2 separate regions of the Homo sapiens genome follow, and region 2 is linked to region 1. Evidence: chromatin contacts called from ENCODE Hi-C or POLR2A ChIA-PET data. All regions are on one chromosome and are shown on one strand. Each heading gives the region's core, a stretch centred on a gene start or an enhancer-like site at or near the end of the contact. The rest is flanking DNA. Distances are from core to core; before and after follow the strand shown. Region 1 overlaps SART3 (spliceosome associated factor 3, U4/U6 recycling protein). Region 2 overlaps CORO1C (coronin 1C).

Region 1 (5,871 bases), core at 2,443-4,942:
TGTTCAATGAAGTTTCCCCAAAAAATACAGGTGTCATTCACTATTCCTTTCAGAGACCCTATCTCTGCCCTTCCAACTAGGTCTCAAAGGAGAAAAGAGCTCTCACCTGGGAGTCAGGGAGTCTGGCTTCCAGTCCTGCCTCTGACCCTCACAACCCTCTTAAGCACTAACATTCAAGATGTTTTTACCAAGGACCTCATCCAAAGAGACAATATCCAAGGAGAGTAAGAACACCAGCTTTACCTGCCTCACAGGATGGTGGGAAAGGTCTAACTACATGTTGTTCCCCAAAGCATTTTAAAAACCATAGAGGGCTGGCTGTTGACATGTCAGTTTCTCTTACCATAGAGTGGGATCGCCAACTGTCGCCGGAAAAGACTGTGGACTTTCTCAAGCTGTGAATCAAAGGTTTGTTCCCGGTCAAAAGGGGAAAGGAAGCCAGCTACGGGCTAAAGAAGCAAATTAGTAGTAAATGACAAACTGTGGTTCTTTCTTTTTCTTTTGAGAAGGGTTCTTGCTGTCACCCTGGCTGGAGTGTGGTGGTGTGATCACAACTCACTACAGCCTCACACTCCAGGCTCATGCAATCCTCCCACCTCAGAGTCCTGAGTAGCTAGGACCACAGGCATACGCCATCATGCCCAGCTAATGTTTTAGTTCTTGTAGAGATGGGGACTCACTACATTGCCCAGGCTGGTCTTGTACTCCTGAACTCAAGTGATCCTCTGGCCTCAGCCTCCCAAACTGCTGGAATTACAAGCATGAGCCACCGCACTTGGCCAACTCTGGTTCTTTCTACTTCAAAAAATATCTCAACAAATTTTCAGTTCAAGCTAAAAAAATTTATACGACCTCTTCCATACATATTGTACCAAATGCTAGAAGGGGTATAAAAAAAGGTTATCTATCACCCCACCACTAAGGGATTGGCAAAGACCATTTTGTTAACTATATGAACTGCAAGATTCATCATGGACATGTGTTTCAAAATAATCCTTCCAAGGAGACTTACAAAGACAGCCCCAACCCGTTCAGAGACAACCACAGGTACTCACCCGAGCAGCTTCCACAATCGCACTTTCAAACTCTCGGTAAGCCTCCCAGAGGGCGAGTCCTTTGGTCATATGTAAACCAACAGACGAGAGAGCCCTTTCAAACACGGAGCGAACTTTCTCAAGGCCACCTTTCTGACCAATCCCACCAACTGAGTACTGGCCATACTCTAGCCAAATGTTAGGACCTAAAAATAAGAAGTGTTCAATTAGTTTGGGATATAAAATACCCAAATATCAAAACTGATGCATAACAAACGAAATGTGCCTACCAAAAAAGTACTCAGACAGCAGCACTAAATGACAGTGAAGGCCTAACAGCAGAGATGACCATAAAGGACTAAAAAACATTACAGTCTGGGGAAGACCATAGATCCTCAGAAAAAGATAAATGGTGCTATTAACAATGCCTGTGAGAGAGTAAGAAGGGGGTAACAGGATCATCAGAAATCATGGGAACACCATGCACTGCTAAAATTATCAGTGGCTCTAAAAGAAGACTCATGGGCCACAGAGCAGAGATACAGGTATAGTTTTTAAAAACACATTTGGCCAGGTGCGGTGGCTCACGCCTGTAATCCCAGCACTTTGGGAGACTGACGTGGGAGGACCACAAGGTCAGGAGATCGAAACCAGCCTGGCCAATATGGTGAAACCCCGTCTCTACTAAAAATAGAAAAATTAGCCAGGCGTTGTGGCAGGCACCTGTAGTCCCAGCTACTCAGGAGGCTGAGGCAGGAGAATCGCTTGAACCTGGGTAGGGGGGAGGTTGCAGTGAGCCGAGATCACACCACTGCACTCCAGCCTAAGCGAAAGAGTAAGACTCTCTCTCAAAAAAAAAAAAAAAAACACACATATAATATAGTTTTATATTCATAAAACACCGCTTATTTTCATTATTCAGATTATAAACCAAAAAACTGTGAATTCTTCTTGGCTTGTAAAGATACACAAAAAATTCTCTATCATCTCAGAACAGTCTATCTGGTTAGTAGCAATGCTTCTCACAGGGGGACTGCTCCCATTGGGAAATCAACAAGGAAGAGGGTACGAAATCTGAAAGGGGAAATTGTTTGTTTGTTGAGACACAGTCTCGTTCTGTCGCCCAGGCTAGCGTGCAGAGGCATGATCACGGCTCACTGCACCCTCTACCTCCTGGGTTCAAGCAATTCTCCTGCCTCAGCCTCCCAAGTAGCTGGGACAACAGGAGCATGCCACCACGCCTAGCTAGTTTTTTGTATTTTTAGTAGAGATGGGGTTTCACCGTGATAGCCAGGATGGTCTCAATCTCCTGAACTCGTGATATACCTGCCTCAGCCTCCCAAAGTTCTGGGATTACAGGCGTGAGCCACTATGCCCAGTCTGAAAGGGGAAATTTTTTTAATGCTTTTTTTTTTTTTTTTGAGACAGAGTCTCACTTTGTCGCCAAGGCTGGAGTACAGTGGCACAATCTCGGCCCACTGCAACCTCCGCCTCCTGGGTTCAAGCAATTTTCATGCCTCAGCCACCTGAGTAGCTGGGATTACAGGCCTGCATGCCACCCCGCCCGGCTAATTGTATTTTTAGTGGAGATGGGGTTTTCCCCATGTTGGGCAGGCTGATTTCGAACTCCTGGGCTCAAGGGATCCGCCTGCCTCAGTCTCCCAAACTGCTGGGATTATAGGCATAAGCCACCATGCCTGGCCTTAAAATGCTTTTTTTTGAGACAGAATCTTGCTCTGTTGCCCAGGCTAGAGTGTAGTAGCACAACCTCAACTCGCTGCAACCTCCACTTCCCAGGTTCAAGCAATTCTCCTGCCTCAGCCTCTTGAGTAGCTGAGATTACAGGTACGTGCCACCATGCCTGGCTAATTTTTGTATTTTTAGCAGAGACGGGGTTTTGCCATGTTGGCCAGGCTGGTCTTGAACTCCCGACCTCAAGTGATCCACCAGCCTTGGTCTCCCAAAGTTCTGGGATTACAGGCGTGAGCCACCACACCCAGCCTTAAAACGCTTTTTAAAAGCATTTTGTCCACAGCATTGTCTGATGTGGTCCCCAATTCACATGGAGAAAATATTTAAGACAATTATACTATATACAAGGGACGGTAAAGAGACTTAAAGGGAGGTGAGTCTTCTATACTTCACTTGCACTGGTAAGATGTCAATACCAGCAGGCGAGGGAGGTCTCTGTGGGGACAGAACAGCTCTGTATCTGGACTGCAGCAGTGGTTAGATGAATCTACACATGTAATAAAATGTCTTTTTTTTCCCATTGTTCCAAGGTCAATTTCCTGGTTTTGATTTTGTATTACAGAAACAAGATATTGGAGGAAACTGGGTGAAGGGAGTACACAAGACTTCTCTGTACTATTTCTGCAACTTCCTATGACTCTATAATTACTTCAAAATAAAAAGGTTTTCTTTTAATGTTTTAATCTTTTTTTTTAAAGCATCCTGTCCAAAACCTCTAAAAACCTATTGAATGTATAAAAGATCAGTGGAAATACCATGTAAGTTCTCACTGTCAATAAATCCTGAGTGTGAGTGTATTCATTCCCTTACTACAAGTGCTTCTTCCACTTTTATTTTAAAATTAAACTTCCTCAATTAAAGACCAAAGACAATGATAAGACAACTCAACTTAAATCTTGCTAATTGTGAAACTAACGTTCCCTTTTCTGGGTAGCAACATCTCATAATACAGTCCTCAACAGCAGACTGATATATATGACATTGCCAGATATCCAAAAAAAGTCCACGGGAACTTACAAATGTAATCCTTCACGGCTTTCTCAAAGAGGTCATACACGTGCTCTCTGTCCAGGCCATCCTGGGCCATGCTGATCTCGTCATGCAGCCACTCCAGCCAGAGCTCTACGAGACAAAAATACTTCCCGCATTAATACCAAAGGGTAGGCTAAGCGCAGGGACTTTACCAAGAGACATCAGCATGCAAACGTTTCATCCATCTTACACAACCTGGCGTTGTTTCCAGAAATTCACTTCTTAAAACCTGAACTAAGCACATAGGAGGTTTTATGCTTCCAAATAAGATCAAATCACTAAAATCATAATATCCTCCACCTGTTAGGCATTTTATATTTTGCAAAGCACTTTTCTCATTCAGTCTTTATCACAATCCTGTAAGGTTGGTGATAGTAACACTAATAATAATGACATCTATCTAAGGATGACAACATGCCAGGCATGTGTTAAGTGTTATACGTAGAATAGCTCATCCTATACCGTCATACATTACAATGCAGAAACTACTGTTGCCATCATTTAACTGCTAGAAAAACTGAGTCTTAGAATGTTTACATAATTTGCTTAAGGTCACACAGCTAGTAAAAGATGTAGCCAGGAATGAATCTAGGTCACCTGACTCCAGCATCTACACTCGGCAGTTATGCTTTGCAGAAGGGAAAAGGGGCAGAGTGGGATCTAGGACCAAAGTGTTCTAAGTACTGCCCAAAGATCACTTATTAATATTCATGAAGATTGAACTACAGAGTTGTTCAGTGCAATTATGTTTCTAATAAGCAAATAAGTAGAAATAACCTAAATGCCCAACTATTCTGGAACAATTAATGTATGAAACATTTACATAAAAAACTGTCTGTAAAAGTTTAAATATATTTACAATTTTCTGGTTTCAAGAGAATGGTTTAAATACATAAATAGTGAAATGGGAAATACAGAAATGAAAGCCAAGTTTAATTACATTACAAATGTTTACCACAACGTTAGAATAAAGAAATCAGAATTCAAAATCCGTGTTATATGATCATAACTACATTTTGCAAAAAACTACAATAAACTAAAAATAGCTAACTCTGATGCGTTTTCTTCTTTCCACTACACTGAACGTTCCAGGTTTTCTACAAGGAGCATGTCCCACTTTCAACATTGTAAAAAATGTGCAAGCCTTGTTTCTGTTTCTAAAAGCAGCCTGACTGCTGAAGCTTACCTTCAGTCAAGGGAAAGATTTCACTCATCTTCTGGCGGGCCATCCTCACCTTGGTAAGCTCCCCTTCCAGCCTGAGCAGTCTGATCAAGTCCACATGGCAGTTGTAGTCATAGACGTTGATAGACAACTAACAGGAAAAGAAACAAGTTGAAATTTAAAACACCGTCATCAAGTAACTTAGCTTTTGTCACTACTGGTAACTACACATATACCTGCCACAAACAAAATAAACGTGCTATCTGAGAAAACCACTGAAACAGCAACCCAGCACGTACCCACAGGTAGAAGACAAAACAATAAAAGAGGCTTTTGTAACAAACATAAAGCTCCCTCAAATCTGTTACAGTTCCTGTTAGAAGACATTTGGGTTCTCTTGGAAATAAAGGAGGCATTCTAATGAAACAAATAAAAAGTATGTGACCTTAGGTAAGTTATTTACTTTCCTAAGCTCTATTTCCTCATCTATAAAATGAGGACACTACTAGTTTCTAGCTCATACCAGGTCTTCCAAGGATTTAAAAAATTTCTACTGTTACACTGGTCTTTAAGAAAAACTAAAAAATAAAAAGGTAATTTCATAACGTCCTTTAGCACATGTGAGGTACACTGTAAGACCTCTTTTATTTTACTAAATAAAAAAGATGGAAGCCAGTTGTGGTGGCTCACATCTGTGATCCCAGCACTTTGGGAGGCCGAGGCAGGTGGATTGCTTGAGCTCAGGAGTTCGAGACCAGCCTCAGCAACACAGTCAAACCCTATCTCTACCAAAAATACAAAAAATTAGCCAGACATGGTGGCATGCACCTGTGGTCCCAGCTACTTGGGAGGCTGAAGTGGATCACCTGAGCCTGGGAGACAGAGGTTGCA
Region 2 (5,871 bases), core at 1,928-4,427, 120 kb after region 1:
AAAAAAAAAAGAGCCTACCATATTTTCATGATGACTTTTTTTGCTGTTAATATGACCACTATGACGCCATATATATTTCTAGGTCTGAACATCAGAATTTCTTAGAATGAGTCTTGTCTTCAAATTAATTCAGCACTGTACCCAATTAATTAATACTAACTAATTTACACCCAAGATATCATTATGTGTGAAAGCTCTGGTTTATACCTAGGCCAATTACCACAGTAAGGACAGATCTGATCTCTGTGCAGGCTTGTTAGCTTTTCTTTGTTCTATGGCTACAGACTGGTACTGTAATACCAACCAGCTTTCTCAAAACTGTATGCAGTGAGTGCAGAGGAAAACAGACACAAAACACCCAGAGTAGGCATCTCAGTGCAGCAGAGAGTACAAGTTATCCCTACTTCCTCTTTTTTATTTTATTTTCTTAATTTAAATAATGCTGTGTGTTCCTAACATTTTCTGTTTGGACAACACATTACTATGGCAATGTTTTGTTTTGAAAGGACAAAAATGAAATCAGAGGAGCTGTGGTGGCTCAGGCCTGTTGTCCTGGTGCATAAGGAAGTGAGGCTCGGCGTTCAAGGCCAGCCTGTGCAACATAGAAACCTCTCATCTATATAACCAAAAAAATGACATTCAGTTCCAAGGGCTCCTACATGAAAAAGTGAATCCATCAGTAAAATCCCATTGTGGTTCTGGAAAAAAACAACTTTAAGCACATGTTCAGAACTACTGTACCATGGGCATCCTTTTCACATGTGAAAGCCTGGATATGGAAAAAGGACAACTCAAGAGAACAATCCCAACAAGAAAAAAGGAAAACTAAGACACTTGGGTTTCTCTCACGTGCTAATTTTAAAGTACAATTAGTTAAATAGTTTTATTTTTCAAATACTGCTTTCCAGACACTGCTTCCCTATTTTAGTCACCCATCATCAACTTGCTACTGGGCTAGGACTAGAGTTACAGCCATAAAAAGGGTTACACCCCCAAAAGACCCTATTTTTCCATTCCTAAGGAAACCAATTCCAAATGGGAAATGAAGAAAATACATGAGACAGGAGAAAGCTTAAAGATGTGGTAGCAGCTGCAGACCAGTACAGCGTCCTACAGACGCCCACAAAGGCCTGCATGTAGGGCATCAGGGCATTCCCAAATGAACCATGACGTGCAGAGTGGCACCGAGTTCGGGAAAACCAAGAACCGAGTGTTGGGTTCCGATCTGCCAGGGTTATAATATCCTCTGGCAAATGGCCCAGATGCAATCTGTACAAAATGGAATTAAGACGAAGCCCTCCCTGCTGAATGCCTGAGAGGAACCAAAACATCACTTCCATTTTTATTTCAGGGCAAAAACTATATTAGAAAGCATTAAAGCTCTTTTAAAAATTGTCTAGCAGGTTTTCCAGTCTTTGTCAAATGCCTTCCCACCCGCCAAAAAAAACTATATTAGGAAAATTTATAATGGAAGCAAAAATGGATTAGATAGGGTATTTTTGTTGATTTCTACAGAAGAATAAACTGATTTGAGAGAAGGGAGAAGCGTCCTTTAAACTTAAAAATTTGGACTATTCTATAGCTGGAGACAATTAAGACTATCATTTTGCAATATCTTTCCAACTCCCAGACTCTGGAAGGAACAATTATGCAATCCCATTGTCCAAATTAGCCATTTTTTGCATTTGTGTTTGATTACTACCCTGCAGATAAGGAACAATGTTGAATCAACATCATTCACTAAACTTAAGTTGACTGCTCTTTGTATTATTTAAAGCACTATTATTTTCTTGGAGCTAATATTTCCCCCAAGTAAAATACTTAGGTAGCCACAATCTTAAAACTCTCTTTGAGAAGATACTGCTGAAGAAAAGAACTCACAGAGCCAAAACTCTGCAAAGCTAGGAGTGAAGTGTAGTTTCTGGGAGTACAATTTACACAACTGCTGTGTGATAGTATAAAATGCTGTTTCACAAAGTAGTACATGAAAGGTAAACTGTGTCAATATAATTTAATTTTAGGCTGTGTAAAGAAGCCACGTCTAAAAAATGGGGGAATGTATCTTAAGATTGGTGTTCCCTCTCCTAAAACTGCAAAGTAGCTGTCACTAAATCAATGCCCACAAAATTAACAAATCAATGCTTAAATGCTTAGGACTTCATGGATTTATACCATAAGTAATACAAAAAGCAGTTTTTAAAAAATTACTTTTATTCTTTTACAGTTCATTTGATAAACTGGTTCTACTGTATTTTTCTATGAAATGTCTATTAAAGGTACTCTTGCTGCTAGGAATCCACTATAGGTATCCATCAAAATCCCCATTACAAAAAATAACAGTCCATTATACGTTTACAGCTTCCTTTTGACTCTCGATAGGCATATTATTATCATACCTCCATATTATATGGAAGGCAACTGGGGCTGAGAGCGTTTAAGCGAAGCGACCTGCAAATGCTCAGAACTCCTACTCCCAGGATCTCCTTGATATCCTTCTTCTACTAAAACTAGGCCTTGTTATACTATCTACTATTTGTAGCTCATGAGCTACTACCAATAGCCTAGGCTTGAGAAACTACACAGAGCTTTTCCGTTAAAAAAAAAAAAAAAAAGGCGGGGGGTGGCGGGGGGTGTTGTCTGAAACCATTTGATCTATAATACAGTGTTCTTTTACCTTCAGAAGAGCAAGGTGGAAAATAAGGTATTAAGAAGCAGGTAGGCTAGGAGAAGATCAAACATTTCTTTAAACTTTCATTTCAACTGCTAAGCTATACAAGCTTCAATTACTCCAATAATAACATGATATAGGGGATATTAAGTGATTAAAGGGTGATTTAAATATCAGTTCTATACTTAAAGATTTTTTAAAATTAGAAAGATTTATCCCAAAGCATTATTTAATTTACAAAATGTGCACTCCAGCAATGCCAATAAAAGGGCGACATTGAGGATTCTGGGAAGATGAGAGAATCTCAGTGGCAGCATTTTTTGGGGGTTTTTCCGAAGTCCCTCCGTAAAAAGACAGAGCTAGCAGAAAACAAAACAAAACAAAAATCCAGGGACAACATTTACACAAACTAGGTGATATCCCCAAAATTTAAGCAGGTGGGAGCAAACACCAACAGCCACACGACCTGCATGTGATCAGCCTCGGGTGTGTGTGGGAAGGGACAGCAAGGGGACACCTGACAGACCTGAGGGCAGCAGGCCGGTGTGAGATCAGCAGCAGAAACTGGGAAGGATTTTGCCTTTTCCAACAGAAGCTGGGCACATGGGTACTGAATTTAAAAGGTCTGAAGAGGCAGGCACAATCTAGACCCCAGCACTCTCAAAATCACCCACAGCGGGCTCCCTTCCAGGATGGGCCCACAAAGGAGACACTCCAGGAAATGAAATCGAATTTCAGCAGGATAGCAGTAAGAGGGATAAAAGCATAAGAGAGGCTACATAAAAGCCAGGCTAGGAAATATTAGAAAGCAAGGCACCATGTTTCTGAACACTATCTGAATATGTCAGAGAGGGAGTTCTGTGAAATTAGAGCAGCTATCTGAACCAAGCCACCATTTAAAAAGCTTGGGAAAATTAAATCCACATAAAAATAAGCAAGAAAAAAAAATCAAGGTTGAACTCCAAAATTACTGTCAGAAAAAAAGAAAATAAGACACAGAATAAGATCCCTTTAGACAATATAAGACTGCTAAAAAGACATGCTCAAAAGAGATAAAAACTACATTATAGTGATTCAAAATAAGAAAACAATATATAAAACATTATAAACCAGAACTTGAAAAACTCAAAACAAAGTGACAGACATCAAGAAAAAAATTAGAAATAAATGAAGACAAACCAAGAAAGAACACAAGAGCAAATAAACACAACAAATAATGCCCCCAAAAGAAATAAAAGGAAAAGAGCAAAATAATAATAATAATAATAAAGTCTAAAAAAAAAGAATAAAAAAAAAAGGTTTAGGGCCTGGCATGGTGGCTCACACGTGTAATCCCAACACTTTGGAAGGCCAAGGTGGGAGGAATGCTTGAGGCCACAAGTTAGAGGCCAGCCTGGACAACATTGTGAGAAACCTCGTCTCTACAAAAAAAATAGAAAATTAGCTGGGCATGGTGGTGAGTGCCTGTGGTTGCAGCTACTCGGAAGGTTGAGGTGGGAGGATTGCTTGGGCCCAGGAGGTCAAGGCATGATCGTGCCACTGTACTCCAGCCTGGGTGACAGAGCAAGACCTTGTCTCAAAAAAAGAAAGAAAAGGAGTGGGGGGAGGAAAAGAAAAGAGGTTTGGAGAGAAACTGACAATGACTAAAGAGAAGTAAAGAAGACAAAGCATATGGATAACAGGAGCTTCTGATAAAGAAAACCAAAGCAAAGGAACAGGAAAAAAAAAATTAAAAACTGTAATGCAAGAAAAAAAAAAAAGACTGGAAACTATATATTGAAAGAGCATATCATGGTATCTAGAGATACCAACTCAGAATGACCAACAATCTTCTAGTAAAATTAACTATATTTGAAGAAAAAAAATCTTATGAACATTTAGGCAAAAAGAGCATATGATTTATAAAGGAAAGGAAATTAGATTATAATCTGACTTTGACAGCAACACCTATGCCAAAAGAAAATGGAATAAGGTATTTAGTTACTCAAGGAAAAACTGTGAGTCAATAATTTTATTTATTTATTTATTTAGAGACAGGATTGGTCTCACTCTGTTAACCAGGCTGTAGTACAGTGGCACGATCACGGCTCAATGCAGCCTTGATCTTCCAGGTCCAAGAGGTCCTCCCACCTCAGGCTCCCAAGCAGCTGGGACCACAGGCACTCACCACCACACCCAGCTAATTTTTTATTTTTTTGTAGACACGGGGTTTCACCATGTTGCCCAGGCTGGTCTTGAACTCCTGGGCTCAACCCGTCCACCTGCCTCGGCCTCCCAAATTGCTGGAATTACAGGTGTGAGGCACTGTCCCTGCCCAATCATTTTATATTCAGAGAAACTCACTTTCAAGTAAAAAGATCACAGATAACTTATTATCAGTATACAAGAACTCAGAGAATATTGTTCCCACTCCTTCTTAAGGAATCCACCCAAGAACAAGCTTCGGATGATCCAAATGCCTGGTGCAAGATTGACACAATGATTGATGGAGAGTACTTCAATGTAGTTACTCACAGAACCAAGGGAGGAGAGACTGCTGAATGTAACAGCTATGTGGTCTTGAAAATACAGAATACATCATTTTTAAATGGAGGGATAATAGACACAGCATGGGTTTTAAAAAGTTGTTTAGTTTTTCAACTAAAAGTCGTTTAGTTTTTTAACGATTTTCAGTATCATGGTATGGTGGTGGTATTAGTATTTTCACTCTGAGACTATTACATGTATAACGTGAAAAGACAAATGAGATAGATCAGGATGTTCTAATTCTTCTTCTGTATCCCTAAGACCCTGCATTCTCTGTGTGAAAGAAAGGAGATGGAGATGTAATTAATATTAAAGAGGTTAGGTAAATACAGGCATACCTCATTTTATTGCACTTCACAGATATTGTGGTGGTGTTTTTGTTTTGTTTTTTTTTTTAAACAAATTGAAGCTTTTTATCAACCCTAAGGCAAGTCTATCTGCACCATTTTTCCAACAGCGTATGTTCACTGTCTCTGTGTCACATTTTGGCAATTCTTGCAGGATTTCAAACTTTTTTGTTATTACTGTATCTGTTACAGTGATCAGTAATGTCTGATGTTACTACTGTAATTGTTTCGGGGCACTATGAACTGCACTCATATAAGACAGTGAACTTCATCGATAAACGCTGTGTGTTTTCTCATTGCTCCACCACCTGCTCTTCCTGTATTCCTGTC

Evidence for each region. Hi-C counts contacts between places; a loop is a spot of excess contacts on that map. ChIA-PET counts read pairs that join two places held with the same protein, here RNA polymerase II (POLR2A). Pooled maps may share reads with other maps.
Region 2: POLR2A ChIA-PET joins it to region 1 with 11 read pairs in T-cell. The contact joins two enhancer-like sites. A Hi-C loop is called at or near these places in 1 of 37 single-sample maps with no recorded cell type and 2 of 50 pooled maps. POLR2A ChIA-PET finds 5 or more read pairs at or near these places in 4 of 52 experiments (OCI-LY7, T-cell and activated naive CD4-positive, alpha-beta T cell).

What each region holds. Positions count from the first base shown.
Region 1 is chr12:108,544,084-108,549,954 of GRCh38, forward strand. SART3 (spliceosome associated factor 3, U4/U6 recycling protein) reads right to left here. Exons shown (of 19, transcript NM_014706.4): 2 at 5,005-5,131; 3 at 3,804-3,908; 4 at 1,056-1,240; 5 at 344-395. Among named protein-coding and RNA genes, the nearest start is that of SART3, 14 kb to the right of the region's middle. RefSeq lists a silencer at 5,193-5,262. Within about 2 kb of position 3,693, at least 2 of the 41 ENCODE cell types and tissues checked have a DNase peak (open chromatin) inside an H3K27ac peak, as active enhancers do.
Region 2 is chr12:108,667,079-108,672,949 of GRCh38, forward strand. The region is part of intron 3 of CORO1C (coronin 1C); the gene reads right to left. It also overlaps the pseudogene RNU7-169P. Among named protein-coding and RNA genes, the nearest start is that of MIR4496, 34 kb to the left of the region's middle. Within about 2 kb of position 3,178, at least 2 of the 41 ENCODE cell types and tissues checked have a DNase peak (open chromatin) inside an H3K27ac peak, as active enhancers do.